Regions from separate parts of the Homo sapiens genome. Here region 2 is linked to region 1. Evidence: read pairs that join two places in POLR2A ChIA-PET (ENCODE). Cell type or tissue: PC-3. All regions are shown on one strand. Each heading gives the region's core, and the rest is flanking DNA. Links, peaks and the distances in the headings are about the cores only. Region 1 has its middle 60 kb from the start of HECTD1. Region 2 overlaps HEATR5A (HEAT repeat containing 5A).

The links. Peaks named below come from ENCODE experiments on the same cell type or tissue, not always from the same donor. Only the 100,000 strongest peaks of a DNase experiment are listed, where the experiment ranks them.
Region 2: POLR2A ChIA-PET joins it to region 1 with 7 read pairs; 6 of 35 experiments call an interaction of 5 or more read pairs at or near these places.

Annotation. Positions count from the first base shown.
Region 1 is chr14:31,259,692-31,275,628 of GRCh38, reverse strand. No RefSeq gene overlaps it. Among named protein-coding and RNA genes, the nearest start is that of HECTD1, 60 kb to the right of the region's middle. RefSeq lists enhancers at 5,307-5,356, 5,152-5,446 and a silencer at 9,652-9,946. In PC-3, for the core only: no CTCF peak of the experiment used is centred there; DNase peaks (open chromatin) are centred at 9,718 and 11,898; H3K27ac peaks cover 2,532 bases.
Region 2 is chr14:31,312,749-31,328,685 of GRCh38, reverse strand. It overlaps HEATR5A (HEAT repeat containing 5A), which reads left to right. Exons shown (of 36, transcript NM_015473.4): 23 at 2,344-2,523; 24 at 4,882-5,121; 25 at 7,006-7,187; 26 at 10,394-10,462; 27 at 12,737-12,916; 28 at 15,496-15,718. It also overlaps the pseudogene ATP5MC1P2. Among named protein-coding and RNA genes, the nearest start is that of HEATR5A, 100 kb to the left of the region's middle. In PC-3, for the core only: no CTCF peak of the experiment used is centred there; no DNase peak of the experiment used is centred there.

The DNA of each region.
Region 1 (15,937 bases), core at 9,222-14,221:
TCCACCACCACACCTGGCTAATTTTCATATTTTTAGTAGAGATGGGGTTTCACCATGTTGGCCAGGCTGGTCTGAAACTCTTGACCTCAGGTGACCCGTCTGCCTCGGCCTCCCAAAGTTCTGGTTCTGGTATTACAGTTGTGAGCCACCATGCCTGGCTTATTTTTATAACTTTATTTACATCTCTCTTATTTCATGATTCTTTTTAGCTTGGCTTTTTTTTTTTTTTTTTTTTTGAGATGGAGTTTTGCTCTTGTTGCCCAGGCTGGAGTGAAATGGCATGATCTTGGCTCACCACAACCTCCACCTCCCAGGTTCAAGCAATTCTCCTGCCCCAGCCTCCCGAGTAGCTGGGATTACAGGCATGCACCATCACGCCCAGCTAATTTTGTATTTTTAATAGAGACAGAGTTTCTCCATGTTAGTCAGGTTGGTCTTGAACTCCCGACCTCAGGTGATCTGCCCACCTCAGCCTCCCAAAGTTCTGGGATCACAGGCGTGAGCCACCATGCCCAACCCCTTTTTACCTTGCTTTATATATAACCTTTAAATAAGCTTTGAATCAGACAAAACTTTTTCACCTTTTTAAAAGGACACACATTTTTTCAGAAAGAATGTTTTTCTACAATATAATTTTATTGGAAAATACCCAAATAATAAAATACCTATTATTTATTATTATTATTTTGAGACAGAGTCTCCCTCTGTCACCCAGGCTGGAGTGCAGTGGTGCAATCTCAGCTCACTGCCACCGCTGCCTCCCAGGTTCAAACAATTCTCCTGTCTCAGCCTCCCAAGTAGCTGGGACTACAGGCACCCACCATCATGCCTGGCTAATTTTTTTTTATTATTATTTTTAGTACAGACAAGATTTCACTATGTTGGCCAAGCAGGTCTTGAACCCCTGACCGCCCACCTCAGCCTCCCAAAGTGCTGGGATTACAGGCATGAGCCACCATGCCCAGCCATATTATTTAATTTAATATAACTTTAGATTCTAAGTTATGACAAGTTTGTCTACAACTATCCCATTGTATTTACCTAATTATTTTATTTTCATTATTTACCTAGATTACTTATGAAAACTGTGATAGTCATCATTTAAAGTTATGGAACCATAACTATGGAACTGCAAAATTATAACTGAGACAGTGAAAAAGATCTGACCTAATTGACTTCATCTTGCTTCTAACCTCCAAGCTGTCCTTGTTCATTCCTGGGTATAGGCCAAACTAACTTTGGGAGGAACCTAGTTTATAGTTTAGCTTTGAAACGACATTAACAGTCCTTTCCCAAACAGATTTTAGAGCTCTTTTTCCTTAATGTAAATATGCACAAAGACCATATTAGTTCTATTTTACATAAACTCTGGCAAGTAGAGGTGCCATAAAACCTATGGATTACTTGAAAGGGGGCCATTCTCCTTGTTTTCTCCTCATTCTTAGATGATTTGTTTCCTACTTATTTTCCTAAAAGGAGGAACTGAGCTGTAGCCTAAGGTTTTTGAGTGGTAGATTGATGTGTACTGCTTGTGGGCAGGACTCCACAGTGTGTCACCACTGAGTCATTTCCACCCTCTTATGTATCTCAGTTTCTCTCTCCAGAGTTCTATGACCTCTGAGAGAGCTCAAAACACTGGGTGATCAGCCCTCATATGCATTTCCTGGACAAGCTTTTTCTTTTTCTTTTTTTTTTTTTTTTTTTTTGAGGCAGAGTCTTGCTCTGTCACCCATGCTGGAGTGCAGTGGCATGATCTCAGCTCACTGCAACCTCCACCTCCCACATTCAAGTGATTCTCCTGCCTCAGCCTCCTGAGTAGCTGGGATTACAGGTACCTGCCACCACACCCAGCTAACTTTTGTATTTTTAGTAGAGACAGGGTTTCACCATGTTGGCCAGGTTGGTCTCAAACTCCTGACCTCAGGTGATCCGCCCTCCTTGGCCTCCCAAAGCGCTGGGATTACAGGTGTGAGCCACCACACCCGGCTGCCTTTTTCAAAATTAATTTTTGTTGGGGATTTCCCTGTAGGGCTGCTACACATCATCTGGGGGGTCAATCACCCAGACACTCCCATGAGCCCCCCGGTCACCCAGGGGCACCATTTGTCTGGGAGGAGCAAAATGCCTTTCTCTTTCAAACTGAGAAAACTCAGTTTCTCATTTACCTATGAAAACAACAGTTCAGTTCCTCATGCAATTGTTCACAGACAAGCCAAATCGAAATTAGTTTTGGGATAGAGAAGATCCTTTAGAATGCATCTCCAAACTAGAATTAGGATCCTTAAACAACGACTTCCTAGGAGGAAAAAAAAAAAAAACAGCCAGGCACAGTGGCTCACGCCTGTAATCCCATCACTTTGGGAGGCTGAGGTGGGAGGATCACCTGAGGTCAGGAGTTCAAGACCAGCCTGACCAACATGGAGAAACCCTGTCTCTACTAAAAATACAAAATTAGCCAGGCATGGTGGCACATGTCTGTAATCCCAGCTTCTCAGGAGACTGAGGCAGGAAAATTGCTTGAATCCAGGAGGCAGAGGTTGCAGTGAGCTGAGATCACGCCATTGTATTCCAGCCTGGGCAACAAGAGCGAAACTCTGTGTCAAAAAACAACAACAACAACAGCGAAGACCACTTCCTGTAAACTGTGCTCAGCCACCCTTACCTTTCTAGCTCTCATCTGCCATTTCACATGCCAGGGTCAAATCCTCTCACAGTACAAGGTCATCTCTGGTTACCTGCAAAGCCAAAGAGGTCAGCTCATGTAATACAGGAAAACAGAGCTTTAGACCTAAGAAGAATCTGCCCAGGACTCTTGAAACACCACAAGGAAAACAGAACACCCCAAAAGGGATGAGTGATGACTTTGTTCTGAATTCTTTAAAGGGGTTCAAGTTATTAGAAGCCTTCTCTAGATTTTCTGATACTACAGGTGGCAAAGAGGGAAGGAGGTACAGGGCGGAAGAAAAGTAAATGAAAGAACATTTCATTTTTTAAGGAGGAAGCAAACACAGAAACCAAACACATGGGTTGTTTTTTTTTCCTCTTTTGTAGCTGCAAGGAATTTTAGCCAAATTAGAGAGGCTTTGGAAGTCCCTCTTGGATTTGAGGAAGTCAGGTAGACTTGGTCACTGAGTGCTCTAATGGTAAGGAGAAATTAAGACCAGCTGGTTGTTAAACTTTAGCCAAGACAATTCAGCTACTTACCTAGGGATGAGTCTCAGGCTGAAGACTGCTCTCTACCATCCTTGAAGCAGGAAACACTTGAACTCGTCTTCCCTGCTGGGAGCGAGCTCAAACTCCATAAAGGAGCCTGCCTTCCAACATCAGCAAGAAATCTTGCATTCCTTGTTGGAAGCAAGTAAAACAAAAAAAAAAAAAAAAAAAAGGTGTTGGGGGGAGTTGTACAGCAAAATAAACTTTAGATCTCAACCAAATTTTGGGAGATCAGGGGTCCTCTGGAGGGTGTGCTCCCAAACCTCAGCAATTTGTCCTGTTGGTTTAAGCCATAAGGTTAGGTCATGCTGGTACCAAGCACCGATAGGAACTTCGTCAAAGATCAGGTGCACCTCCACTCAGAATCCCTTCGTGGTTACCAAAATGTGAACCCGGCATATGTGAGACCGGCCTCAGTTAATTTAGATAGTTTATTTTGCCAAGGTTGAGGGCACACACCCATGACACAGCCTCAGGAGGTCCGGACGACATGTGCCCAAGGTGGTCAGAGCACAGTTTAGTTTTATCATTTTAGGGAGACATGAGACATCAATCAGCATATGTAAGATGAACATTGGTTCAGCCTGGAAAAGAGGACAACTCAAAGCAAAGGCGGGGCCACTCGAAGCAGGGAGGGGGCTTCTAGGTCATAGGTAGATAAGAGAAAAACGGTTGCATTCTTTTGAGTTTCTGATTGGCCTCTCCAAAGAGGCAAGCAGATATGCATTTATCTCAGTGAGCAGGTGATTTTGAATAGAATGGGAGGCAGGTTTGCCCTAAGCAGTTCCCAGCTTGACTTTACCCTTTAACTTAGTGATTTTGAGGCCCCAAGATTTATTTTCCTTTCATAGCTATGATAAAAAAAATACAGACAATACAAAGAATTGGGGAGGATGTAGAAAAATTACAACCTCTGTACATTGCTGATTTTTTTTTAATTAACAGAGAAAATTTTATGTATTGTGTAGAACACAATGTTTTGAAGTATATATACATTGTGGAATAGTTAAATCTAGCTAATTAACAAATGTGTTACCTCACATAATTATCACTTTTGTGGTGAGAACACTTATCATCCTCTCCATTTACCTTTTTTCTTTTTTCAGACAAGGTCTTGCTCTGTTACCCAGGCTGTAGTGCACTGGTATGATCATAGCTCACTGCAGCCTCAAACTCCCTGGGCTGAAGCAATCCTTCCACCTCAGCCTCCTGAGTAGCAGGGACAACAGGTGTGCACCATGACATCTGAACACTCTATTTGCATTTTTTTAGTACACTATATTGTCATTAACTGTAGTCTCCATGCTGTATAATAGGTCTCTAAATGGTAAGAAATTAAACATAATTATGATATGATCCAGCAATTCCACTCCTAGGTATGAAAAAATTGAAATGTTCACACACAAACTTGTACATGAACATTTATAGCAGCATTATTTATAATAGCCAAAAAGTGGAAACAACACAAGTGTCCATCAACTGATGAGTGTATTAACAAAATGTGTTATATCCAAACAGTGGAATATTACTCAGCCATAAAAATGAATGAAGCATTGATACATGCTACTAATGCAGGATTTTTCTTGGCCCCTTTGCCAGGTTTGAAGCAGCAGACATCCCATCTGCTTGGCCCACCGGGCCATGTCTGGCTTGCACTCCAGCCCATGGCTCCTGCTGCTGCTGCTGTGACTACATGCTCAGCCCCTGGCAGGAGAGGATGTGTGTGTGAGTGAGTATGGGATCTGACCAGCCATTCCAAACTTCAGCACAGGAGTGGGCTCCATGCAGTGCTTGCAGCTGGACGAGGTGTGTCCTGCCACATCCCAAGGGGATGCAGTGGTGCCCAGGCAAGGGTGCCTACAACCCTGAAGCCCCAGAAGCAGTGTTACAACGTGCTAATTAGCTCATTTAGTCCCACCATCTGCAGCCTGATGGACAGCAGTGTGTTAACAGCTTGGACAGGCCCTTGCCCAGCTCTGGCCCTTGGCTCCAGGGCTGGCTTGGCCCTACCATTGCTTCCTGTGACATTGGGAGGCTGCCCTCTGCTGGTGGAGGGAAGAGGGCCACAATGTTTACAGCCTTCTGAGTACCTGTGCTTGGTGGGTCCTGAATTCTTGTCCCACATCCAAGAAGAATGAGGTCATGCTGACAATTGAAGGGTGATGAGGGCGGAGAATTTTATTGAGCGACAAAACAGCTCTCAGCAGAGAGGGGACAGGAAGGTTGGGTCATCTCCCCAGTGTGGCTGAATCTGGGGGTTTTCATAGGCACAGGATGGGGAAGGGGAGGGCCATAGGTAGTATTGGAAAAGGTAACATTTGATTGGTTTAAAAGCATTATTCAGAAAGAACCAATCAGGAAAGGGTGGGCAAACAGGAACAGAAGTTCTCACTCAGGGTCGCAGGTTTCATCTGTAACCAGGAGTCCAATCTTTCAGCCTTCAGACTATGTTGGGCTTGAAGGTGGGGTTTCACCAAGGACCCGCCCCTAACTGCCTAGGCATTTGTCTGCCTCCTGCTGCTATCACTACAGTGTAGATGAACTTTGAAAACAGAAGAAGCCAAACAGAAAAGCCTTCTTATTATGATTCTATTTACATGAAATGTCTATTTATAGGAAATGCCTGTGAATAGGCAAATCCATACAGACAGGAAGTAGATTTGTGGTTGCTAGGGGTTGGAAAAGGGGGGCATGGGAGGTGATTGCTAATGGATATGGGGAGTCAGACATAAATAGTTAAGATGAAATCATACTGGAGTAGAGTGGGCCCTTAATCGAATCTGACTCGAGTTCTTATAAAAAGAGGAGCCCCCAATGTGAAGATACAGAAACACAACACAGAGAGAAGACAGCTGTGTGAAGAAGAAGCAGAGATTGCAGTTATGTTGCCATAAGCAGAGGAATGTCTGGGGCTAGCAGAAGCTGGAAGAAGCAAGGAAACATCCTCCCTTAGAGGTTTGGGGAGGAGCATGGTCTTGCCAACACCTTGATTTTGGACTTTTAGCTTTCAGCACTGTGAGGGAATAAATTTCTGTTGCCTAAAGCAAGTTAGTTTGTGGTACTTAGTTATGGCAGCTGTGGGAAACTCATGGAGATTTATATCTCAATTTTATTTTATTTTTTTTTAGAGACAGTCTCTCTCTGTCATCCAGGCTGGAGTGCAGTAGTGCTATCTTGGCTCACTGCAACCTCTGCCTCCCGGGTTCAAGTGATTCTCCTGCCTCAGCCAACTGAGTAGTTGGGATTACAAGCATGTGCCACTATGCCCAGCTAATTTTTGTAGAGACGGGGTCTCACCATGTTGGCAGGCTGGTCTCGAACTCCCTACCTTAAGTGATCCATCTACCCTGGCCTTCCAAAGTGCTGGGATTGCAGGCATAAGCCACCACACCTGGCTTATGTCTAAAGTTTTGAAAAAGGAACCAGTTGAAAAGAAGTTAGGAGAGCAGGCTATACTTGGCACATAGTTGTCACTCAAAAAATGTGAACATGGTACACTTTGATGGAAGGAAAGGTACTGGAAACGGTGGCTTGCTTAGGTAGATCAATTTTACTATTAGATTATAAATCTTTATTGCTAAAAAATCAGTCCTATCAACAGACTGACATCCTATCTTTTTAGTCATCTTACTTAGTAATGCTATTCCAAATCCCAAAACACAAGAGATTTTGTGTTACTTTTTGTCTCTGCCTATTGATCATGGTATGGCGATGCATTCCACTGTGTGATCTTAGGAAAGCCACCTTCTTATCTGGGGTTTAAATTTCCTCACCTACAAAATGTTCTTCCTACTTCATATTTGAATAATGAGGATTAAATGAAATAGTGTATTTGAAAACACTTGGAATTCCAACTACAGAGACTCACTCTTCCAATACTACGGATTGTGGTTATCTATCTAAATTAAGCTTGACAAAGAAGTCTTAATTAAAATGACCTTAAGGCGCTGTTTACCAAACATTCCTGATTGTAAGAACCATCTGGAGATACTTATTATAAATTCCAGACCCTTAGGGCTCACTCCAGAACTACTAAATTGGAATCTTCAGAGAAGAGGCATGAAACTCTTATTGTTAACAAGGGCCCAATGTGACTCTTATGATCTCAAAAATAGAGAGCTCTTCCCCGTCAATAGCTGTTCAAATGTAGTGTGGGAGAAACATCTGAAAAGCTTGTCAAAAAAGAGAAGTGGCAGGAAATTAAAAACAAGTGCCTGGAAGAAAAAATTAAATGCCAGAAAGTAACGAAGTGTTAAAACAAACAAACAGTGGGGTTGTGTCAAGTGGACAACAGGGCCACAAGAGTGCCCAAAAGGCCAAAACTGGAAAATGAGATTATTGGATTATAACTCGAAATGTAAAATAAACGTCTATAAGTCTCTCCTGATATAAATAAATAAATGAATAAATGATGGAAATGGACCAATCTCCCATGCAGAATTCCAAATAATTTATGTAAATATTCTACCCTCAAGGAGGTGAAACTGAACTCCCCACCCCTTATGTGTGGGTTGCACATGGTGATTTCCCCTGCCAAAGAATACATATGGAAAGGGGAGAGGAAAAAGAATACTGTGGGGAAATGACAGAACTACCTTAGTGTACACTTGTTACATGATAAGAGTGGCACTTTGTGGTCTTTTTCCCAAAAACCCATAACCCCGATCTAATCACGAGAAGAACATCAGACAAACCCAAGTTGAAGGGCATTCTATAAAAAATACCTGACCAGGCTGGGCGCAGTGGCTCACACCTGTAATCCCAGCACTTTGGGTGGCCGAGGCGGGCGCATCACCTGAGGTCGGGAGTTCAAGACCAGCCTGACCAACATGGAGAAACCCTGTCTCTACTAAAAAAAAAAAAAAAAAAAAATACAAAATTAGCCAGGCATGGTGGCACATGCCTGTAATCCCAGCTACTCGGGAGGCTGAGGCAGCAGAATAGCCTGAACCTGGGAAGCAGAGGTTGGGGTGAGCCATCGCGCCACTGCACTCCAGCCTGGGCAACAAGAGCAAAACTCTGTCTCTAAAACAAAAACAAAAAACCTGACCAGTACTTTTCAAAACTGTTAAGGTCATAAAAAACAAGGAAAGTCTGGGACCAGACACGGTGGCTCACGCCTGTAATTCCAACACTTCGGGAGGCCAAGACAGGAGGGTCGCTTAAGGCCAGGAGTTCAAGACTAGTCTGGGCAATATAACAAGATCTCACCTCTACAATCAAAAGATTCTCCTGGGTTGTTGGTCTGGGTGGCTCATGCCTGTAATCCCAGCACTCTGGGAGGCTGAGGCGGGTGGATCACTTGAAGTCAGAGTTCAAGACCAGCCTGGCCAACATGGTGAAACCCGGTCTCTACTAAAACTACAAAATTAGCCGGGCATGGTGGCAGGCAGCTGTAGTCCCAGCTACTCTGGAGGCTGAGACAGGAGAACCTCTTGAACCTGGGAGGCAGAGGTGCAGTGAGCTGAGATCGTGCCACCGCACTGCAGCCTGGGAGACACAGCAAGACTCCATCTCAAAAAGAAAAAAAAAAAAAAAAAAGATTCTCCTGGCATGGTGGCACACGCCTGTAGTCCCAGCTACTCCAGAGGCTGAGGTGAAAGGATTGCTTGAGTCCAGGAGTTCGAGGTTACAGTGAGCCATGATTACATCACTGCACTTCAGCCTGGGCAACAGAAGGAGACCCTATTTCAAAAAACAACAACAAAAGACTTATGACAAAAACAAGGCAAGTCTAAAAAACTGTCATAACAGAGAGAAGCCTAAGAAGGCACGATGACTAAATGTAGCATGGTATCCTAGATGGGATCCTGGAACAGAAAAAGGAGATTAGGTAAGAACTAAGAAAATGTGAATAAAATATGAACTTTAGTTAACAAGAAAGTATCAATATTGGTTCAACACTTGTGACAAATGTACCATACTAGTAGTGTAAGATGTTAATAACGGGAGACTGGGTGTGTGTTATATGGAAACTCTGTACTATCTTCACAATTTTTCTGTAAATCTAAAACTATTCTAAATGTTAATCTTTATTAAAAACAAAAAGAAATTCTGAATCACGACACTAAGGTAAGGTCCAATAATTTGCATTTTCTTTTTCTAGAGACGGAGGCTCGCTATGTTGCCCAGGCTGGAGTGCAGTGGCTATTCAGAGGTGTGATCTGTGATTGTGCACTAGATCCTCGAACTCCTGAGCTCAAGCAATCTTCCTGCCTAGCTTCCTGAGTAGCTGGGACTACAGGCACACAGCACCAGACCCAGCCAATAATTTGCATTTCTAATCAGCACTTGTTTCCCAACTCCCTTGCTTCTGATGGATGGCCACAAGCCCATTCCAAAGTCTGCTCCCTACCTGGCCTTCAGTGTAAAGTAGAACAACTGTGAGGACGTCTGGCCACAAAGTTCACTGATTAACACTGTAACAGGTATTTGCAAAGTAGGTCATCGCAGCCTCTGTTCACCTGCGTTTTTAGGGATTAGTCAGAGGAACAGGTAACCCTGTTTCAGATCACCAGCAGGAAAAGGCGTGGTCAAATAGAAAAGCAGATAGCTGGTTTCCATTTGGGGAGTAACACCCATCTTAATGGGTGTCAAAACAGCTTAGTCACTTCTATTTTGTTTATGCTGCTCCCTCTCCAAGTACCACTTCCTTGGGCTCCATCCCAGATAAAAGAAATCAAGTGCCAAAGCACTACCTCACAAAATGAGTTGCTGAAGACTTCCACGATAAATAGGTTGTTCCTGAGCTCCTGTTTCCAATAGACATTTCTCCAATCTTTTTTATTTTTTATTTTTTCTTGAGACAGAGTCTCGCTCTGTCGCCAGGCTGGAGTGCAGTGGCGCGATCTCGGCTCACTGCAAGCTCCGCCTCCCGGGTTCAGGCCATTCTCCTGCCTCAGCCTCCCGAGTAGCTGGGACTAAAGGCGCCCGCCACCATGCCCGTCTAATTTTTATACTTTTAGTAGAGACGGGGTTTCACCATGTTGGCTAGGCTGGTCTCAATCTCTTCACCTCGTGATCTGCCCGCCTCGGCCTCCCAAAGTGCTGGGATTAGAGATGTGAGCCACGGCGCCTGGCCCATTTCTCCAGTCTTGATCCTCAGCAAGTCACATCCCTAATGCTTTGTCTGTTCTCTTATACATATAACATTGGTGCCTCTTGTAGGTGAGAAGACTGTAGCATTGAAGAGGATACAGCACTGTTTAGTTAAGTGATCATAAAGATCTATGCATCACAGACTAATGATCCCTGGTAATTTGTGCAAGTTTATAAAAAACTCAGGATCGGCCGGGCGCAGTGGCTCACGCCTGTAATCCCAGCACTTTGGGAAGCCGAGGCGGGCGGATCACGAGGTCAGGAGATTGAGACCATCCTGGCTAACACGGTGAAACCCCGTCTCTACTAAAAATACAAAAAAAAAAAAAAAAAAAAAAAATTAGCCGGGCGTAGTGGCGGGCGCCTGTAGTCCCAGCTACTGGGGAGGCTGAGGCAGGAGAATGGTGTGAACCCGGGAGGTGGAGCTTGCAGTGAGCCGAATCTGGCCGCTGCATTCCAGCCTGGGCGACACAGCGAGACTCTGTCTCAAAAAAACAAAACAAAACAAAACAAAACACTCAGGATCCAGGAGAGAAAACTGGCAGGGAAAACAGGGTAGATCTCAGATCTGGAAGGACAAAGAATACTGCCGGGAGTTAGGTTCTTTTGACCCTGAAAAACATACAACCACAAATGTCAGGTGATATTATTTTTCATCACGTGGTCATTGCCACATGGGGTGTGTGTATCTCCATGGTTACCTTCCCTTGCCAGAACTATAATGCTTTTTTTCTACCATACTCTTTCTCTAAGGACAGGAAAAGACTTCCTACTTTTTGGTGTTTACACCTATACCATATTTCTTTGTGTTCTCTGCTACTGTGTTGCTCGGTTAACCTACACACAAGGGTCTCTTCATCTTTGCACAGTCCTTCTGTTTGCTTAACCACTTGTGTTATTACTCACAAAGCTTCCCTCCCCTTCATTCTCACTGTTCTGTTCAGAATCTAGAAGTAGAGAACTGATTTCACCATTGATTCACAATGACCTTGAGTGAGATCCATTGCTAATTAGGAACAATCATATCTGTGAAAAGCGTATCCTTCGAACTCAAAAAACAACCACAACAGAAATTTCAGCACCTATTGTGTGCAATGCACTGTGGCAATACAAGAAAATTCCAGCTTCGAAAGAGCACTACACTTTAGCGCCATTAGATCTGGATTCTAATCCTAGACCTGCCACTGACAGATTTTGTTAGCTTGGGCAAGTCGGCCTCCTTGGCCTCAGTTTCTTCTCTGAAGAGTAGTTGGGCACATTGCAACCACCTGCTTCAGCTGGCACAAGATCCACAGTTTTACCAGTGAAAGTTCTGTGCCATGTGAAACTTCTCAGTACCAGGTAAGCCACATGGTCAGACCCCCCACTGGACAGGCTATCTGAGATCCTTTCTGGCTCTGATTCTTTTGGGTCTATGCTTCAGGTTCTACTCAAGGCATGCTGTGTATGCTCTCGGAGAGTGTGGACTGAGTCACAGGGAGGGAGTGGAGTGGCTGTATGCAAAGAAGCTGGAGGCATCCTGCCTCCTGACCTGTGACTCACATGGGATGCTGCAGGACCTCATTCCTAACATCTCACAGGAAGAGATCAGCTGAGAATGGTACATTCAGGCAGGAGACATTCTTGGGTTTTCCAGTGTAAAAGACATTTAAAAACAATTGACTAATGAGAGGAATGTGTAGCAAATGTTGAAGCTGCCAGTATTCTTGCAAGTGAGCCAATGACCTTTTAAGCTACATCTACAACTGACTAGTTTCTTGGCCATCATCCCAATGAAGGCTCCTTTCCCAGTTTAGACTGTATTGAGATCTGGCTTGGCAGTAAGACTTTTAGCATCCTCAGATACAGATTTATTTCAGCATGAAATCACATTAAATCAGCTTTCTAATAAAGGCCTCAAAAAACAAAAAACATTGCTGGGTGTGGTGGCTCATGCCTGTAATCCCGACATTTTGGGAGGCCGAGGCAGGTAGATCACCTGAGGTCAGGAGTTCCAGACCAACCTAAAACCCCACCTCTACTAAAAAAAAAACCCGCAAAAATTAGCCGGGCATGGTGGCACGCACCTGTAATTTCAGCTACTTGGGAGGCTGAGGCAGGAGAATCGCTTGAACCTAGGAGGCAGAAGTTGCAGTGAGCCGAGATCACACCATTGCACTCCAGCCTGGGTGACTGAGCAAGACTCCATCTCAAAAAAAAAAAAAAAAAAAAGACAGAGTGAGTGACTGTCATGGCTGGTGTTGACAATGAATCTGTTGTCCTATTTTTATGACTTTCAAGAAAAGGATCCTAGGATGACTTGGATCAAGTGGGAGACAGCTTGACACAAGGTCTTGAGCAGATCTGCAAGGGAGTGCAGTTGCTGCCAGCTGACCCAGAACTGACTCTGCAAGAGATGCAGTTTGTCACAGATTTCTGTTTAATTTAGAGGCAAACTTCATAATCACCTTGTACATTTTCTGTGTGACTGGTTTCATTTTGGCTTTATGCTTAAGTCAACTCATTTCAATCTCACCTCCTAGAATAATTTTGGCCCAATTGACTTCTCCTCAGTCATTCCTTCTTAAGCAGCTGGATCCAAAACACAGCCCAAATCATTGTTGAGAGGAGATAGAGTGTTCATGGACGGAGTCGAAAGAGCTGGATGAACACAAGCTATTTAAGGAATTAAGGAACAAATCAAGGAACTTCTCCAATTCAGCAAATTAAGAAGACAGCAGTTATTCAAGGGCTACAGCACAAATCAAGTTCAACTGGTTTAAGAAGTATTGTGTCAAATACTAACAATTTCCCCAACCGAATTTACTCCTAACCCTTTTCTGCTAGCTCAACTTTAGTACAACCTGAGAATATTAGCAAAGGAAACTTAGCCAAAAGCTCATGAGTTAATTATCTGGAGACTAATTATGACTCAAATGAAAATTCCTGTTTACATATAACCAAGATCTAGTCACATGAATATCTACAGAAGATATTTTTGGTGCTGCATGGTCACCATGGGAGAGACACCCTAAATAAGAAGGCTCTAGGCACGTGACTTGAAATTCTTTCAGTTGAAGGGTATTACATGTTACCTAATGGACTGTGAAGAAATTTAAAAATGTCGTTTGCTTTGTGCACCCAGGCAGGCAGCCAAGATTCTCATAATAGGCAAGATTGAGCCACCTGCCCTATCCCCTGGCCTTTGAATTTGTTAAGTCCTCATTCATGGGGCAGGGGGGAGACTTTGACTTCTTTAAATCCTTCCTGAGACAGTTTCTGACTAAAGGTCAGATGACACCAAAGAGATCCAATCAAAGCTGTCAATCAGAATCACCAAACTCTTGGTTGGGCTTGCCCTGTGCGAGCCAGCCAGCAGTGCTGCCCACACAAGACCCATTCTCTGGGCACCCACTGTGTGCTGGGGACCATCAGCTCTGACCCTGAACAAACCCCTCCCCACTGTTTTTTCCTGTAAGACAAGATGGAGAGTTTGTAGATGTAGTGAGTTCATGTGAAAGGCTTGCTTTTGTCAGGGATGGTCTTGTGTTTTGTGTTTCATTTTACTCTTCCTCTCATCTCCCCACCACCCCCACTTTTTTGTTGTTAATTAGTGTGGGGGTTTTTTTGTTTTTGTTTTTGTTTTTGAGACAGGGCTTGCTCTGGCGCCTAGGCTGGAGTGCAGTGGCGTGATCATAGCTCACTGCAGCTTGAACTCCTGGGCTCAAGCGATCCTCCTGCCTCAGCTTCCTGAGTAGCTGGTACTACAGGCACAAGCCCCCATGCCTGGCTAATTTCTTGTGTGTTTTGTAGATACAGGATCTCACTATGTTGTTCCAATTGGTCTCAACCTCCTGGGCTCGAGTTGTGTTTTAATGGTAAAGCTAGGTATTTTAAACCGATCCTGGTCCTCAGGGGTTCTGTTTGCTATCTCATTCTAGTTCTCTGAAAGCAGGAATTTTTGTTTCCTTAAGTTATTCATCCTGATATTAATTTGCACCCCCTACTTTGTTCCACTCTAAATCTAATGAAAATCTAAGGCACCATTCTGTAGAGAGAAAAAAAAATAAGATTCAAGGTTATGCCGACTAGGGGCAAGGAAGTCGGGATCTATCCAGACTAGAAAAATGGCATTTGCACAGAGTGTATGGGACCCACACATTCTAGGACATGTCATGTGGAATTTCTGTTGCCACCAAAAACCTTAGAGCGCCAGTTCAAGAAGAGGAAAGATGTCCCCACTTAAGCTTCCATTGTGGGCAGCATAGCATTGCATTTCACCTACATGATAAACAATAAAACGTTTATCCTCTATAGGGAGAAGAAATGGAAATTACACAACCAAAAAAATGACAGGCCATGCATGGTGGCTCATGCCTGTAATCCCAGCACTTTGGGAGGCTGAGGCAGGAACATCACTTGAGGCCAGACTGAACAACATAGTGAGACCTCATCTCTACAAAAAAAAATTTTTTTATTAGCTGGATGTGGTGGTGGTCCTAGCTACTTGGGAGGCTGAGGTGGGAGGATCACTTGAGCTTGGGAGGTAAAGACTGCAGTGAGCCATGACTGTGCCGCTGCACTCCAGCCTGGGGTGACAGAAATAGACCCAATTTCAAAACAAAAACCCAGTTGACACATACACACACACACACACACACACACGCACACACACACACACACATACACACAAAATGGCAAAAGCCCGCAATAATTGTTTCCCTTTGTATGCTTTTTACCACTTTACCAATCATCTTTGAAGACCTTTTTTTTTTTTTTCTGTCACATGGGAAGGAGACAGGGTCTCATTTTGTTGCCCAGGCTGGAGTGCAATGGTGCAATCTCAGCTCACTGCAACTGCCACCTCCTGGGCTCAAGCGATCCTCTCACCTCATCCTCTTGAGTAGCTGGGACTATAGGCATGTGCCACCATGCTCGGTTAATGTTTTAATTTTTCGTAGAGACAAGGTCTCACTGTATTGTCCAGGCTGGTCTTGATCTTCTGGGCTGAAGTGATCCTCTGGCCTCGGCCTCCCAAAGTGCTGGAATTGCAAGCGTGAGCCACTATGCCCAGTTTCAAAGAACTTATATGTCCTAATCTGTGTTGCCATAAAGGAATATCTGAGGCTAGGTACTTATTTTTAAAAAGAGGTTTATTTTGTTCACAGTTCTGTAGGCTGTACAAGAAGCACGGTGCCAGCATCTGCCTCTGGTGAGGGCCTCAGGCAGAAGTCAAGGGGGAGCTTTTGCAATAACTAATAGAGTGAGAACTCAGTCATTACCATGAGGACAGCAGTAAGCCATTCATGAGGGATCCACTCCATGACCCAAACACCTCCCACTAAGCCCCACCCACCACTATCACTGGGATCAAATTGCACATGAGGTACGGAGGGTCAAATATCCAAAATACAGTATTATAGTACATATGGATCTGATAACGATAACATTTTCCTTTATTATAGCACTGTTAAATTATAGTGATATGTTTCCAATCTTTAAAAGAATGTGTCTACAAAGTTGGTATAAAATCTTTAGCAAACTGAAGAACCTCCATCCTACTCTAAGTTTGCTGAGAGTTCTTGCTTTTTTTTTTTTTTTTGAGACGGAGTCTCACTCTGTCACGCAGGCTGGAGTGCAGTGCCAC
Region 2 (15,937 bases), core at 6,652-11,651, 56 kb before region 1:
CTAGTCTCAAACTCCTGACCTCAGGTGATCCACCTGCCTCAGCCTCCCAAAGTGCTGGGATTATGGGCGTGAGCCACTGTGCCTGGACTGAAACCTCTTTTTTAAATAAATTACCCAGTCTTGGGTATGTCTTTATAGCAGTATGAAAATGGACTAATGCAAAGGACATACCCATACATGATCACACACCTAAGAAAATCAATATTGATTTGCAGCCCTCACACACATTTCCCTAGTCATCCAAAAAATGTCCTTTATGATTCCTCTCCCCTCACTGCCACCTAAATCTAAGATCCAGTCATGACTCACATTACCTTAGCTATTATATCTTGTTAGATCCCTAATCTGAAACATTTCTATCACCTCCTTCTAATATTTAAAAGATAATTTCTCTTTTAAAATAGTCTAGTACCAACAAAACAAAACACCCACAAAGGCCAGGCACAGTGGCTAACTCCTACAATCCCAACACTTTGGGAGGCTGAGGCGGGTGGATCTGAGGTCAGGAGTTCGAGACCAGCCTGGCCAACATGGTGAAACCTCGTCTCTACAAGGTAATAAAAAAAAAAATTAGCTGGGCATGGTAGCACATGCCTGTAATCCCAGCTACTGGAGAGGCTGAGGCAGGAGAATCGCTTGAACTCAGGAGGCAGAGATTGCAGTGAGATTGTGCCACTGTACTCCAACCTGGGCGACAGAGCGAGACTCTGTCTCCAAAACAATAAATAAATAGAATAGTCTACTAATAATATAACCTTTCAAATCTACATGCTTTCATAAATGCTAGATGAGTTAACTCTTCAAGAGAAAATGTATTTGTCCTTTTGGCATTTTCAGAATTAAAGGTAATAGTAGATGCTAGATCAAGGCTAGTATTTCCCCTTTGAGGTATTACTTTGTAGTGAGAATATTGTATAGTGATATATGTTTATTCAGTAGTCCACAATAGCTTAGTTGTAGTAATTAAACAGTGTTCTCCATATAGTGTTTGTTTTCTGTTTGAGCTTTACTCTCACGTTAATATATTTTAAAGCTTTATACCAGAATAAGGAAAACTTAATTATGTTTTTTTAAAACTAGAAAATAATTATACTGGGCCAGGCGTGGTGGCTCATGCCTATAATCCTAGCACTTTGGGAGGCCTAGGCATGTGGATCACCTAAGGTCAGGAGTTCGGGACCAGCCTGGCCACTGTTGAAACCCGTCTCTACTAAAAATACAAAAATTAGCAGGGCGTGGTGGTGGTCGCCTCTAGTCCCAGCTACTCAGCAGGCTGAGACAGGAGAATTGCTTGAACTCAGGAGGCGGAGGTTGCAGTGAGCCAAGATTATGCCACTGCACTCCAGCCTGGGCAACAGAGCAAGACTCGGTCTCAAAAAAAAAAAAAAAAAAAAAAAAAGTGCCACTGGAGGCTGGGCACTGTGGCTCAACGCCTATAATCCCAGCACTTTGGGAGGTTAAGGTGGGTGGATCACTTGAGGTCAGGAGTTCAAGACCAGCCTGACCAACATGGTGAAACCCCGTCTCTACTAAAAATACAAAAATTAGCCAGACATGGTGGCAGGCACCTGTAGTCCCAGCTACTTAGGAGACTGAGGCAGGAGAACCAATTCAACCCGGGAGGCAGAGGTTGCAGTGAGCCGAGATTGCACCACTTCACTCCATCTTGGGTGACAGAGTGAGACTCTGTCTCAAAAGGAAAAAAAAAAAATTAAGCACTGAATAAAATTTGTAAGTATTGAGCTGGGTTCAGTGGCTCACACCTGTAATCTCAGCACTTTGGGAGGCTGAGATGGGTGGATCGCCTCAGGTCAGGAATTTGAGACCAGCCTGGGCAACGTAGTGAAACCCCATCTCTACTAAAAATAAAAAAAAATTAGCTGGGCGTGGTGGCGGGTGCCTGTAATTCTAGCTACTAGGGAGGCTGAGGCAGGAGAATTGCTTGAACCTGGGAGGCGGAGGTTGCAGTGAGCCAAGATCGTGCCATTGCACTCTAGCCTGGGCAACAAGAGTGAAATTCTGTCTCGAATAAAGAAAAAAAAATTTTGTAAGTATTGGACACTAATTGGGTAAAACTTTTTACCTGATTAAGAAAACATATTAATAATAACATATGAATACTTTTTTTCAGTGACATTACATAAAATACTGCTATATAGGATCATAAATCCCAAAATTCAAGTGTGAACTAAAATGGATCTCAGTAGATTAAAGCACAGTATTTGGGCTAGTTCTTTAAGATGTATTTTTATCTACTATTTGAATAACTACTGAATGTGTGAGCTTCTGATATGGTAGTTTTGTTTTCTGTATTACTTAGATAATTGATTTTCTTCTTGTCAGATGCTAACATCAGAGAAGTTGGCCTTGAGGGGGCATTGTTGATCTTACTAGACAAGGAGACAGATGAGAGATTATGCCATGATATCAAAGAGACTTTAAATTATATGCTTACATCTATGGCAGTGGAAAAACTCTCCCTGTGGTTAAAGCTTTGTAAAGATGTACTTGCTGCATCAGCTGGTAAGTATTGGACATTATCAGTTAAAATAATAAAATTGAAATTTGAAACTTTACATAAAATTGTTTACCACTGAGAATTCATCAGTCTTGTCTAACTAGCTGGATTCTGACTGTCTGATTGTTGCTTTTCTTCAAATGAAGATTGTATTTCTAGTGTTTTAGAATTCTCTGTAATTTGAACAATATAAATCCAATACTTAAGCCTGCTCTTTTTCCCTTTGGCTGTCTTAGATGACTTTCCTATATAAAACAAATTAAAAAGTAAAGTTATTGTTTATGCCCTAAAAGGTGTGACTTGATGTATATTGTTCCCATCATTTCTTTTCATACATACAACAAATATTTGAGACCAGGTGTGGTGGCTTACCCCTATAATCCCAGCACTTTGGGAGGCTGAGGCAGGCAGATTGCTCAAGTCCAGGAGTTTGAGACCAGCCTGGGCAACGTGGCAAAACACCATCTCTACAAAAAAAAATTTTTTTTTTAATTAGCTGGGCCTGGTGGCTCACACCTGTAGTCCCAGCTGCTCGGGAAGCTAAGATGGGAGGATTGCTTGAGCCCGAGAGGCAGAGGTTGCAGTGAGCCAAGATCACACCACTGCACTCCAGCCTGGGCAACAGAGTGAAACCCTGTCTCTACATACATACATACATACATACATACATACATACATACATATGTTCATACATACCCACCCCACCCCTCGCACCGTATGAAATTACTTAGTCACCATAAGAGAAAGTTATACAAAGTTATGACATTTTGAGCAAGCCAGTTTCACTACATACAATAATGTTAATTTCAAGTAGTATTAGAAAACTGTTATTACCCTAATGTCTTTAGTAATACAAGATAATTGTTCATGAGAAAGTATATTCAAATCTTTAAAATTTGTATCCTTGGAGTAAGAGAGAAAATAAATGAGAGGAAGAGAGAAGAGAAAAACCAGTTATTTTCCAAGAACTGTATATAATTTATCTGATTTAAGCCTTTAACCCATTCTATGCATAGACAATTTTATTCTGTTTTATAGAAGAGAAAATAGGCTTGGAGAGGTAACCTGCCTGAAGACATAGACAGATTCAGTCCTACGCCTACACAACTTTTAAAATCCACAAGCCTTCCACTGTACTTCAGTGCTCCCAACTCAGTTGCCCAAGCCTTAGAATTTAATGTAGCTCTCATGTCTGAATTGTGTGATAGGAGAAAAGTTAACACCAAATTCCTGGAATGTTTTGTATTCTCTGCTCTGACTATCTTGATTCTTATTGGTCCCTCTTCCAATGGTTTACACTGGCTGTTTCAACTATTACGCTTTACATATTTTATTTTTCTAATTTTCTCTTCTGTTCCCCACTACTCAAGAAATTGCAAGGACTTCTTTAAAAGAAAATGTCGCCTGAGCCCAGGTGTTCGAGGCTGCAGTGAGCCATGATTGTGTAACAGAGCAAGATCTTGTCTCAAAAAAAAAAAAAAAAAGAAAATACATGTGTGCATAGACTGATTACATTTTCCTGGTGTCTCAATTATCTTTTTTAAATTTTGCATTCATACTCCCTGAGCTTGCTCAATTTTATCTTGCCATTAATTCTTCATCTTCTGAGGTTTGGCTCCATACCTTCTCAGGAAAACACCTTCCAGGCTCTGTTAACTTGACCATAACTTTATTTGTGACATGTTTGGTATTCTAACGTGCAAAAAAATATTGACATACGGGATAATATAAGAAAAGCAGTTTGGTTTGTTTCATAGCATTAGTTCCATTTTCAGTTGTTAAACAGTTTGTAAGTGTAACAGTTAATAAGTAGAGGAGATAATTCACTACTCAGTGACCAGCTATCATTACACCTTTGATACTGTAATGGTAGCAATGAGTCTATCCTAAGAAAAATATTTTCAGACAATTTCAGTAGATTCAGGAACCTCCTGAAATCCATGCAAGGCTCCAGTGTTAAAACAGCCTTCCCAATGTATCCCACCCACACCCGAGAATTTTGAGTCTCCTTAAGTACATCCATCTACTTGCAGGGGATTGATAATTATTTCAGTATCTACTATTGTGTTTGTTTGTTTTTTTAAATATTTTTTATTGTGTTTGTTTTTTACTTTGAGTATAATTTAACAGCTTGGTCATTTTGACCTGGAACAGTTCTTAACAGCATCTCCTTTAGACAGCTGTTTAGTTGTATGTAGTTATTAGACCTAATTATTTGATGTTATTAAAAAGATGATTGATCAGTAGCAATTGATAGTTGAGCAATTCTAGTCTGAATTTGAAGTCATTTTTTTGTTCCTTTTGATATATATATATATATCTTTCAGTTGATTATAATTACATATGTTCTCCTTTAATAAAAGATTTTACAGCTGTAACTTGTGTGGATACAATGCAAGAAGAAGAAGGAGATAAAGGGGATGATGCCTCAGTCCTGACCACCAGACGTGATGAAAAATCCCATCCTTTTACCAATCCCCGATGGGCTACTAGAGTCTTTGCTGCTGAATGTGTCTGTAGGATAATTAACCAATGTGAGAATGCTAACAGTGCACATTTTGACATTGCTTTAGCACAAGAAATGAAAAAAAGAGATTCAAGAAGTAAGTGACATAGTGATGAAAACACCAAATGATATGTGTAAAAATGCTGTCTGCTTATGGTTTTAATATTTAAAATATTAAAATATTTTTTTAAAATGAAACTAGCCAGACACAGTGGCTCATACCTGTAATCCTAACACTTTGGGAGGCTGAGGCAGGAGGATCACTTGAGCCCAGGAGTTTGAAACCAGCCTGGGCAACAATGAAACATTGTCTCTATTAAAAAAATTTTTTTAATTAGCAAGGCATGGTGGCATGCACCTATAGTTCCAGCTACTGGGGAGGCTGAGGCAGGAATATCACTTGAGCCCAGGAGTTTGAGCTTGCAGTGAGCCGTGTTCACATCACTTCATGTTTAAATACATTTTTAATGGTTAAGCTTCTTATATTGGCATTCACTTTAATGAGCAGGTGCAATGCATTAAGTTTATAGAAAATAATTGGTTCTTGGGAAATAGTATGAACATTTACTAGTTCTCAAAAATTATTTCCTGGTTTGTAACTTGGGCCAGTTTTTGCTTACAGATTATTTTAGTATCATAGATATTAACTAAAAAACATTTGAGCCTTTCTCAGTGTTAAGTAAACCTGATTGTAAGACCATTTTGACCACCTCTTACTGTTTAACTGTATTATTTTTACCTATTTATGTTTGCCTTTATGGTTTGATGTCTGATTTTTTAAATTCACTTAAGCTCATATGTTCAAAGACACAATACATATTTGTGTTTTTTTTTTTTTTTTTTTAGACAGCATTTCACTCTGTCACCCAGGCTGGAGTGCAGTGGCATGATCACAGCTCACTGTAACCTCAACCTTCCAGGCTCAAGCAATCCTCCCACCCCAGCCTCCCGAGTAGCTGGGACAACAGGCATATACCACCATCCCCATCTAATTTTTTAATTTTTCTGTAGAAGTGAGATCTTATTATGTTGCCCAGGCTGTCTCAAACTTCTGGGCTTAAGTGACTCTCCCACCTCAGCCTCCCAAAGTGCTGGGATTACAGGCATTAGCCACCACACCTGTCCACAGTGCATATTTCTAAATTCCTTAGAAGTATTCTTTACCAGACAAAAGAATTACAAAGCAAAATGTTGCTGTTGCCAGTCTGAGTATGAATTAGGTATCTCTGGTTTAATTATTTTTAAGTATGCATTTATTGAGTCTCTTGTGATGAGCACTTTGCTAGATACTTTACAGTTACAAAATTTACATACTGTAGATACTTAACTGATTCCTGTGCTCTCAGTTAAAGTTGTAGTTGGCATTTACTAAGACGTGATTTCTTCTGTTAAATGATTTTCTTATATCTCTCCACAGGAGATATGTTATACCAAACAATGTGTTGTAGGAATGAAAGGAATTACCATTTATCATTTCTACGACTAGAAATGTTTTTTATACTCCCACCATTTGTATGTTTGGCAGTATATGTAAAAATAAGATATTGTCGTTCATAGAAAGAGCCGCATAAAACTTTTTTTTAAAGGAACATTATGTCTTAGCTTCAACCTGACATAAAGAAAATAAATTTCTGCTTAATTAGTCAAAGCCCAAAGTCTCCTCCATACCAACTAATGTACTTTTATCATAAAAGCTGAACAAAATTTTATTGAAGATACTATTAGGACACTTAAAAAATGCTAATTCTGCCCTGAGTAGCTGGATATACTTACTAGCTTTGGGACAGTTTTCTTGTGTGTATTTGCAGTGTACATTAAATCCAGCTTTAAAGTCTCTATTTAACAAACAGCAAAAACAGTATATCAAGTCAGAGGTACTTAAAGGAGGAAAAATTATCACTTAATGTAAGTCTTAGTTCCAGCACATTTTTTTGATATTTTCTAATCTTTTTTTCTCCCAATATGTTTTTTAATCTTATAGATGACTTTTTGGTACTGCATCTTGCTGACTTAATTCGCATGGCTTTTATGGCTGCCACAGATCACAGTGACCAGCTCCGTCTTTCTGGCCTTGAAATGCTGTTAGTTGTTATTCGGCGATTTGCAACTGTTCCAGAACCAGAGTTTCCAGGTCATGTGATTCTGGAACAGTATCAAGCCAATGTAAGCACTTTCTTTTAGAGAATTTTATTATTAAACACACAGATAAAAAGTCTATGAGGCCAGGCATGGTGGCTCATGCCTGTAATCCCAGCACTTCGGGAGGCCAAGGCGGGTAGGTAGCTTTGAGCCCAGGAGTTCAAGACCGGGCAGCATGACGAAACCCCATCTCTACCAAAAATACAAAACTAGCTGGCATGGTGGAGTGCACCGGTAGTCTCAGGCTGAGGTGGGAGAATCACTTGAGCCTGGGAGACGGAGGTTGCAGTGAGCCGAGATTGTGCCACTGCACTCCAGCCTAGGTGACAGATCCAGACCCTGTCTCAAAAAAAAAAGTCTGAAACTGTCTGAGGATGGGAAAGTTAAAAAAGAGGAAGAAGAAAGGGGGAAAGAGAAAGGAAGAGAGGAAGGAAGGGAGCAAGGGAGGGAGGGAAGAAAGGGGGGAGGATCTGTCTATGAACCGAATTGGGATATCACCTCGTAAATGAGTAGGTATCTCTGCTAACGTATCACCAGTATATTCCATATATAGAAAGTACATGTGTTTGAAGAAGAAATCTTTCAGCTAATATTTTATAAAGCTTCAAGTAAAAGCAAAGTACATAAAACATGTCTTTTGGGCAGGGCAGTATGCCTGTAGTCCCAGCTCCTTAGAAGGCTGAGGCAGGAAGATCACTTGAGCCCAGAAGTTCAAGTCCAGTCTGGGCATCATAGGGAGACCTCCATCTCCAGAGAGGGGGAAAAAAAATGGCCCTGTTAAAGAAAACAAAAATAAAAAAACAAGTGTTTTGTAACTTTAAAGGTTGATTTTCCGGGTGGGGGAAGCTGAGTGCTGAGACCAAGGGCTAAAGCTGGGAGACTGAAAAAATGCAGACCACCGGGGTATTACTCATTTCTCCAGCTCTGATCTGCTGTTGTACCAGGGGTCTAATCAGGCCTGTGTCTGCCTTCTCCTTGAATAGCCCAGAGAATTCATCTAAACAGCCTTCCTACAGCAGCTCCCCACTCCAGGTGGCCAGACGGGAGTTCCAGACCAGTGTTGTCTCCCGGGACACTGACACAGCCGCCAAGTTTATTGGTGCTGGGTCAGCCACAGTTGGTGTGGCTGATTCAGGGGCTGGCATTGGAGCGGTGTTTGGCAGCTTGATTATTGTCTATGCCAGGAAGCTGTCTCTCAAGCAGCAACTCCTCTTCTATGCCATTCTGGGCTTTGCCCTGTCTGAGGCCATGGGGCTCTTCTGTTTGATGATCTCCTTCTTCATCCTGTTCGCCATGTGAGGCTCCGTGAGGGTCACCTGCCTGTCCCTGCAGCTGCAACTCCGCGCCATTCCTGGTGCTGGGGTGTGCTAAGCTTTACCATTAAACACAACGTTTCTCTAAATAAATAAATAAATAAATAAAGGTTAATTTTCATAATATATATAACCTCTTTCATTTATTTTCTAGACTTAGGAAATGATTCAGATTTCTGTGGGGTTTGTGTTGTTGTTGTTTTTGAGACAAGGTCTTACCCTGTTGCCCAGGCTGGAGTGCAGTGGCATGATTTTGGCTCACTGCAACCTGAAGTAGCTGTAACTACAGCCACACGCCACCACGCTCGGCTAATTTTTGTGTTTTTTTGTAAAGACAGGGTTTTACCATGTTGCGCAGGCTGGTCTCAAACTCTTGGGCTCAAGTGATCTGTCTGCCTCCACCTCCAACGTGCTGGGACTACAGGCATGAGCCACCAGCCCCAGCCCAAGGATTCAGGTTTCTATTACTGGTTTTGTAATCTTTTTAACTGATTATTTGACTGGTCCATTGAACAATTTAAGAAGAACAAGGAAGATAACAAAATCATTAGCTGTCTTGTAATCCTCTAGCAGCATTCATCCAAGGAGATCTCTCATTATTATTCAGAAGCAACTTCTGATGGCTAGCAGTTAGGGAGACCAGAGCAGTTCATCAGTTGATTAGCAGTCTTCATGACTTCGTTCAGCTAATACCAACATATGCTTAGGGACAAAGCAAAATGAAGGGATTAAAGTTACGTAGAACTGTCATATTAGAGGCCGGGCGCGGTGGCTCATGCCTGTAATCCCAGCACTTTGGGAGGCCGAGGTAGGCGGATCACCTGAAGTCAGGAGTTCGAGACCAGCCTGGCCAACATGGTGAAACCCCATCTCTACTAAAAATACAAAAATTAGCCAGATGTGGTGACAGACGCCTGTAATCCCAGCTACTCCGGAGGCTGAGGCAGGAGAATCACTTGAACCCAGAAGGTGGAGGTTGCAGTGAGCCGAGATCATGCCATTGCACTCCAGCCTGGGGGACAAGAGTGAGACTTTGTCTCAAAAAAAGAAAAAAAAGAACTATTATATTAGAATGAAATATTATAATTCAACTTAATTAAGAGGAGTTCTGTTATATTTTTAGCCCTCTTACAATCGCAAGTGCTAGAAATACAATTAGAACTCAAGCAGTAAAGGAAAATTATTATTAGGAATCTCTTAATTGTCTCTGCTTTCTTCCACAGTGGACTTATTCTCAGGTTTATTCTCTCCAAGTGATATCAAGATGGCTCTCTTAGCACCCAGGGCCTCAGAAAGATACAGTGCTTCTTTCCCAGTACTCCCAGTGAAAGTCTTGAGAGCCTTCATTATCCCAGCATGAGTCCCTGGAGCCAGGCAATGCTGTCAGCTCCAAAACAACAATATGGATTAAGAGTTGGGGAGAGGCTGGGCACAGTGGCTCACACCTGTAATCCCAGCACTTTGGGAGGAGGCAGTTGGATCACTTGAGGTCAGGAGTTGGAGACCAGCCTGGCCAACATAGTGAAACCCTGTCTCTACTAAAAATACAAAATTAGCTGGTTGCGGTGGCAGGCACCTGTAATCCCAGCTACTTGGGAGGCTGAGGCAGGAGAATCACTTGAACCTGGGAGGCGGAGGCTGTAGTGAGCCGAGATTGCGCCACTGCACTCCAGCCTGCCTGGGCGACAGGGCGAGACTCCGTCTCAAAAAAAAATAAAGGGGGAGAGAAGATCGTTCCCCGAAGGTAAAATTGGGATGTTGTTATCTAAAAACAGGGGAAGATACACTGGGTAGACAAAACAACAGCTGTCCATAATACCTGTTATAAATAAATAATTTTAAAATAACATTAAAAAGAGGGAGAACTTGTGCTGTCTTACTTCTTGATGTTTGATATGTCATGTAATTTCTTGCCAGGTAGGAGCAGCGCTTAGACCAGCCTTCACTTCAGAGACACCACCTGATGTCACTGCCAAAGCATGTCAGGTAAATGGTTAAAAGATGAAGCTTAAGAGATAATCTTGGGAAGCAGTCCTCCAGTTAGTATTTTTTTACCAATGTTTTTTCTTTATGGTTGTCTTACCGTCAATCATAGCTTACACTTTTCTTCTTAAACTTACTCTTCCTTTTTGATAACTGCATGATAATCCACTATATAGATATGTTATAATTTATTTAACCAGTTCCATATTGACGGACATTGGGTTTTTTTCTTTTGCTATTAGAATAGTGCTGTATGAGTGACCTTGTGCATAGGTCATTTCACTGGGTGTAAGCATATCTGTGAGATAAATTCCCCAAAATTGAATTGATGGATTCCCCCAAAATTGAATTGATGGATAATTGATGGATATTAGAGGTGTTTACCATTTAAATTTCCACCAGCAATGTTATACAAGTACCTGTTTTGCCACAGTCCCAGCAACATTGTGAGTCATCAAACTTTTACATTTTTGTCTATACGATACAATAAAAAGTCTGTCTCAGGATAGTTTAGATTTGTATTTCAAGTGAGATTGAGCACTTTTTCATATACTTAAGAGCCATACAATATACAATTTTAAACAGTTGCTTTTCTCAGACTGCGTTGTCAGACACTTAATATCCAGCCCTAGGCCAGGTACAGTGGCTCACGCCTGTAATCCCAGCACTTTGGGAGGCCAAGGCAGGTGGATCACTTGAGGTCAGGAGTTAGAGACCAGCCTGGCCAACATGGTGAAACCCAGTCTACTAAAAATAGCTAGGCGTGGTGGCAGGTGTCTGTTGTCCCAGCTACTCAGGAGGCTGAGGTGGGAGGATCACTTGAACCTGGGGGAGGCAGAGGCTGCAGTGAGCTGAGATCATGCCACTGCACTCCAGCCTGGGCGATAGAGGGAGACTCCATCTCAAAAAAAAAAAAAAAAAAAAAAAAAAAATCTAGCCCGGGATGACCTGAACTAATTAAAAGCAGGACTGGCATGAATAAATTAATTATAAGCATAGTGGGAAAAACTAATTTTAGTCAGTTCTTTCAACTTTCTTTTATTTAATTGTACTTGGGAAATAGTTGAGTGCTTTTACTATTCAGAGAACTACATTAAATGTATGAATCTCTAATTTATTATAACTTTACTATGTGTGTTCTTGCTGTAAGCCACTTGAAATATTTTGTGAGATGAGACAAGAACTAAACAAATACACAGAAGAGGAAAAATAAGTTTTCCTTAGAAAAAGAGAAATATCAGCTGGACACAGTGGCTCATTCCTATAATCCCAACACTTTGGGAGGCGCAGGCAAGTGGCTCACTTGAGTTCAGGAGTTTGAGACCAGCCTGGGCAACACGGGGAGATCCTTTCTCTATAAAAAAATAAAAAATTAGCCAGATGTGGTGGTATGTGCCTGTGGCCCTGTCTACTCAGGAGGCTGAGGTGGGAGGATCCCCCTGTGGAGGTCAAGGCTACATGAGCTGTAATGCCACCACTGCATTCCAGCCTGGGCTACAGAGCAAGATCCTATCCCAAAAAACGAGAGAGAAATATCATGGCACCTGGAAAAACCATAGCTTGAGTAAATGTTTTGCATTGTAGAATTAATGATGTTTTGTTTTTAAGATTAAAATTACACTGTCTTCAAAACAATCAAAATTTTTGTTGGGGTTTTATTATTTCATAGCTTCATTTCTCCATATTAATACATCTAGAAATGTTTAATTTATATACTCATTAGCACTGATTTCCTTGCTTCAGCCTTAGACTTCGTTCCCTTTGGAAATGCTGACTTTTGACTATCATTATCAGTCTCCTTCCATAGGATTTCTCGAAAGCAATAGCAATATAGTCTCAGTGACTAGATTCTTGAAATGTGAGTGAGCTCTGCTGAACTCACAAGGGAGATTTTTTTTTTTAAGAGATGGGCTTTTTTTGTTTGTTTTTTGTTTTTTAAGAGATGGGGTCTCACTCTGCCACCCAATCTAGAGGTCTAGATACGTGGCTCAATCCTAGCTCACTGTGGCCTCACACTCATGGGCTCATGCAATCCTCCTGCCTTAGCCTTCTGAGTAACTAGTACTACAGGTGCACATTACCATGCCCAGCTAATTTTTGTATTTTCTTTTAGACAGAGTTTTGCCATGTTGCCCAGGCTTGTCTCAAACTCCTGGGCTCAAGCGATCTGCCTGCGTCACCTCCCAAAGTGCTGGGATTACAGGCATGAGCCACCACACCCAGCCAAGGGAGATACTTATAATTTTAAAATATAACTTTTAATTTCTTGAAAACTAGGTTTGCAGTGCCTGGATAGCAAGTGGAGTTGTAAGTGACCTTAATGATCTCCGAAGAGTTCATCAGTTGCTTGTTTCATCGTTAACTAAAATACAGGCTGGAAAAGAAGCTCTAAGTCACTTATATAATGAAAGTGCTTCTACCATGGAGATCTTAGCTGTGCTTAAAGCCTGGGCAGAGGTTGGTATTTCTTAATTTGTAACTGGAATTTTGGAAGTTGTTAATAAACACCTTAGGCCATAAACTGAAATTTACTGTTTAAAATGAACTACAAATAAGTTCATTTTTAAGGTTAAACAAAAAGAATTCCAACATGTGATGTATTTATATGTTAATATGTTAGTCAAGCATTTTAAAGAGTCTTCCGTAGTCTATTATCTCCTACTTTAAGCAGTGCTACTTATGAGCCAGAGAGACTTACAGTAGCCAGTGGAAATCAACATTTATTGAATCCTGAATTATTGGAAATTTGGGTCTCCTTGTATCTTCTATCAACTCTGTAGCATGTAATGCTTTCTAATGCTCTTTCGTAGAATGATTTTTGAATAGTAAGTAGTCGTTATTTTATTTTCCAAGGATAAAGAAATCTTACAGTAAGATGCTTATTTACTTTCCTAATAAAGGAGAAAGCTATAGTATTTTTTAATTTACTATGCAATGTTTAAGCATTTGCAAAAGTAGACCTAATAGTATTTATAATGAATCTACATATACCCATCACCTGGCTTCAGCAGTTACCAAACATGACCAATCTTGGTTCACATATAATTTTTTTGTAGACAGAGTCTTGCTCTGTTGACGAGGCTGGGGTACAAATGGAGCAATCTCAGCTCACTGCAGCCTCCACCTCCCAGTTTCAAGTGATTCTCGTGTCTCAACCTCCCAAGTAGCTGGGACTACAGGTATGCATCACCACGCCCAGCTAAGTTTTGTATTTTTAGTAGAGATGGGGTTTCATCGTGTTGGCCAGGTTGGTCCTGAACTCCTGACCTCAAGTGATCCACTCTCCTCTGCCTCTTAAAGTGCTCGGATCACAAGCATGAGCCACCACGCCTGGCCCAGTTCACATACCATTTTAATGAAGGTATGTAATCTCAGATTTCATCTAAGAGATTAACCAACATGTACAAAAGGGTTTCCTCCAGTAGAGGTATTTTAAACCTGAAAGTTGTAGAATCTTTATTTTTGTCATTATTTAGCACAACCTTCATTAGGAAGTAGTTGTGCCTAGATTCAATAAACTGGGTCTGGCCAGGTGCAGTGGCTCATGCTTGTAATCCCAACACTTTAGGAGCCCAAGGCAAGAGGATTACTTGAGGCCAGGAGTTCAAGATCAGCCTGGGCAACATACTGAGACCCCATCTCTATATAAAATTTTAAAAATAAATAAATTAGGCCGGCACGGTAGCTCACACCTGTAATCCCAGCACTTTGGGAGGCCAAGGTGGGCGGATCATCTGAGTTCAGGAGTTCGAGACCAGCCTGACCAACATGGAGAAACCCCGTCTCTACTAAAAATAAAAAAAAAATTAGCCAGGCGTGGTGGCATATGCCTGTAAATCCCAGCTACTCGGAAGGCTGAGGCAGGAGAATTGCTTGAACCCGGGAGGCAGAGGTTGCAGTGAGCCAAGATCGCACCATCCAGCTTGGGGAACAAGAGCGAAACTCCATCTCAAAGAAAAGAAAATAAATAAATAAAATAACCTCAGCGCGGTGGCTCACGCCTATAATCCCAGCACTTTGGGAGGCTGAGGCGGGCAGATCACTTGAGGTCAGGAGTTCAAGACCAGCCTGGTCAACGTGGTGAAACCCCATCTCTACTAAAAATACAAAAACCAGCCAGGCATGGTGGTGCGCACCTGTAATCCCAGCTACTTGGGAAGCTGAGGCAGGAGAATTGCTTGAACCTGGGAGGCGGAGGTTGCAGTGAGCTGAGATGGCACCACTGCACTCCAGCCTGGGTGACAGGGTGAGACTTCTTCTCAAAAAAATAAAAATAAAATAAAATAGACTGAATCTACATCTCTGTGCTTTTGCTTAAGCCTGTTACCTCCTCATATTATTTCTTCAATAAAGATAAATAATGACTGACCAATATATATCTGGGAAGTCTGGGGCAATACCATAGAATCTATAATCAAACACATTAATGTTTGAATATTTATACTGTGTTGTGTATATAGATTTAAATGGCCTCACATAAGTTCATCAGTTTTCCACCAGATTAGTTTGCCAAAAACTTAGGTTTTTTCAGAGCTTTTTGGATTTTAGAGTTGTAGATAAAGGGATAGTGCATGTTATACACTGTGTTGCTTACTTTAACATTCTATAATCCATATTAAATCTATTTGTGTACACTTTTTATAGAGCTTTAGTGATACATTTGAATGAAAATATATTCAGTATTTCAGTTAAGAGATGGCTACCTGTAGCTGTATGTTAAGATGGATTATTAGGCCATACCAGGCTTAGTGAGAAAGAGTGCCGTGATATAATATTATGATTGTAAATGTGAGAAGTGGCATCATATTTACCAGATATTTGTTATCCCTAATGCATCTCATTGAAGATAGTATTTTTGACTCTTTCTACCCCAGTTTTCTGTGTGTAGTTACACAGACAGGCCTTCTTGATATCACAGTGCATTTCAAGTCCAGTATGCTCAAAGGTAAGTCTGCCTCTTCAGGAAGATATAAAAATTTTATAGCACCTTTTCAGCAGATAAAAGATTTTCCTGTTTTTAAATTAACCTTTAACAGGTCTACATAATTGCTGTGCAAAGACATAAAAACCACAGACAACCTTTGAAGACTACCACCTGTTTAGAAGACGGTATCAGAAATGGATCATGTTCATCAGATGGACTGCTTGACTTAGTCTATGCAGATCTTGGCACACTAAGCAGACTCTGGCTTGCTGCACTTCAGGATTTTGCTCTTTTAACTTTGCCTTCAGAATTTGCCTCCCAACTTCCTGCTGAAGGTAAGGAGATAAAATACTTAGATAATTCCTAGAGTGACAGTAACACATTTTCTTTTCTTTTTTTTTGTTTTTGACAGGGTCTTACTTTGTTTCCCAGGCTGGAGTGCCATGGTGCAATTTTGGCTCACTGCAACCTCTGCCTCCTGGGCTCAGGCGATCCTCCCACCTCAGCCTCCCAAGTAGCAAGGACTACAGGCACACACCACCACGCCTAGCTAA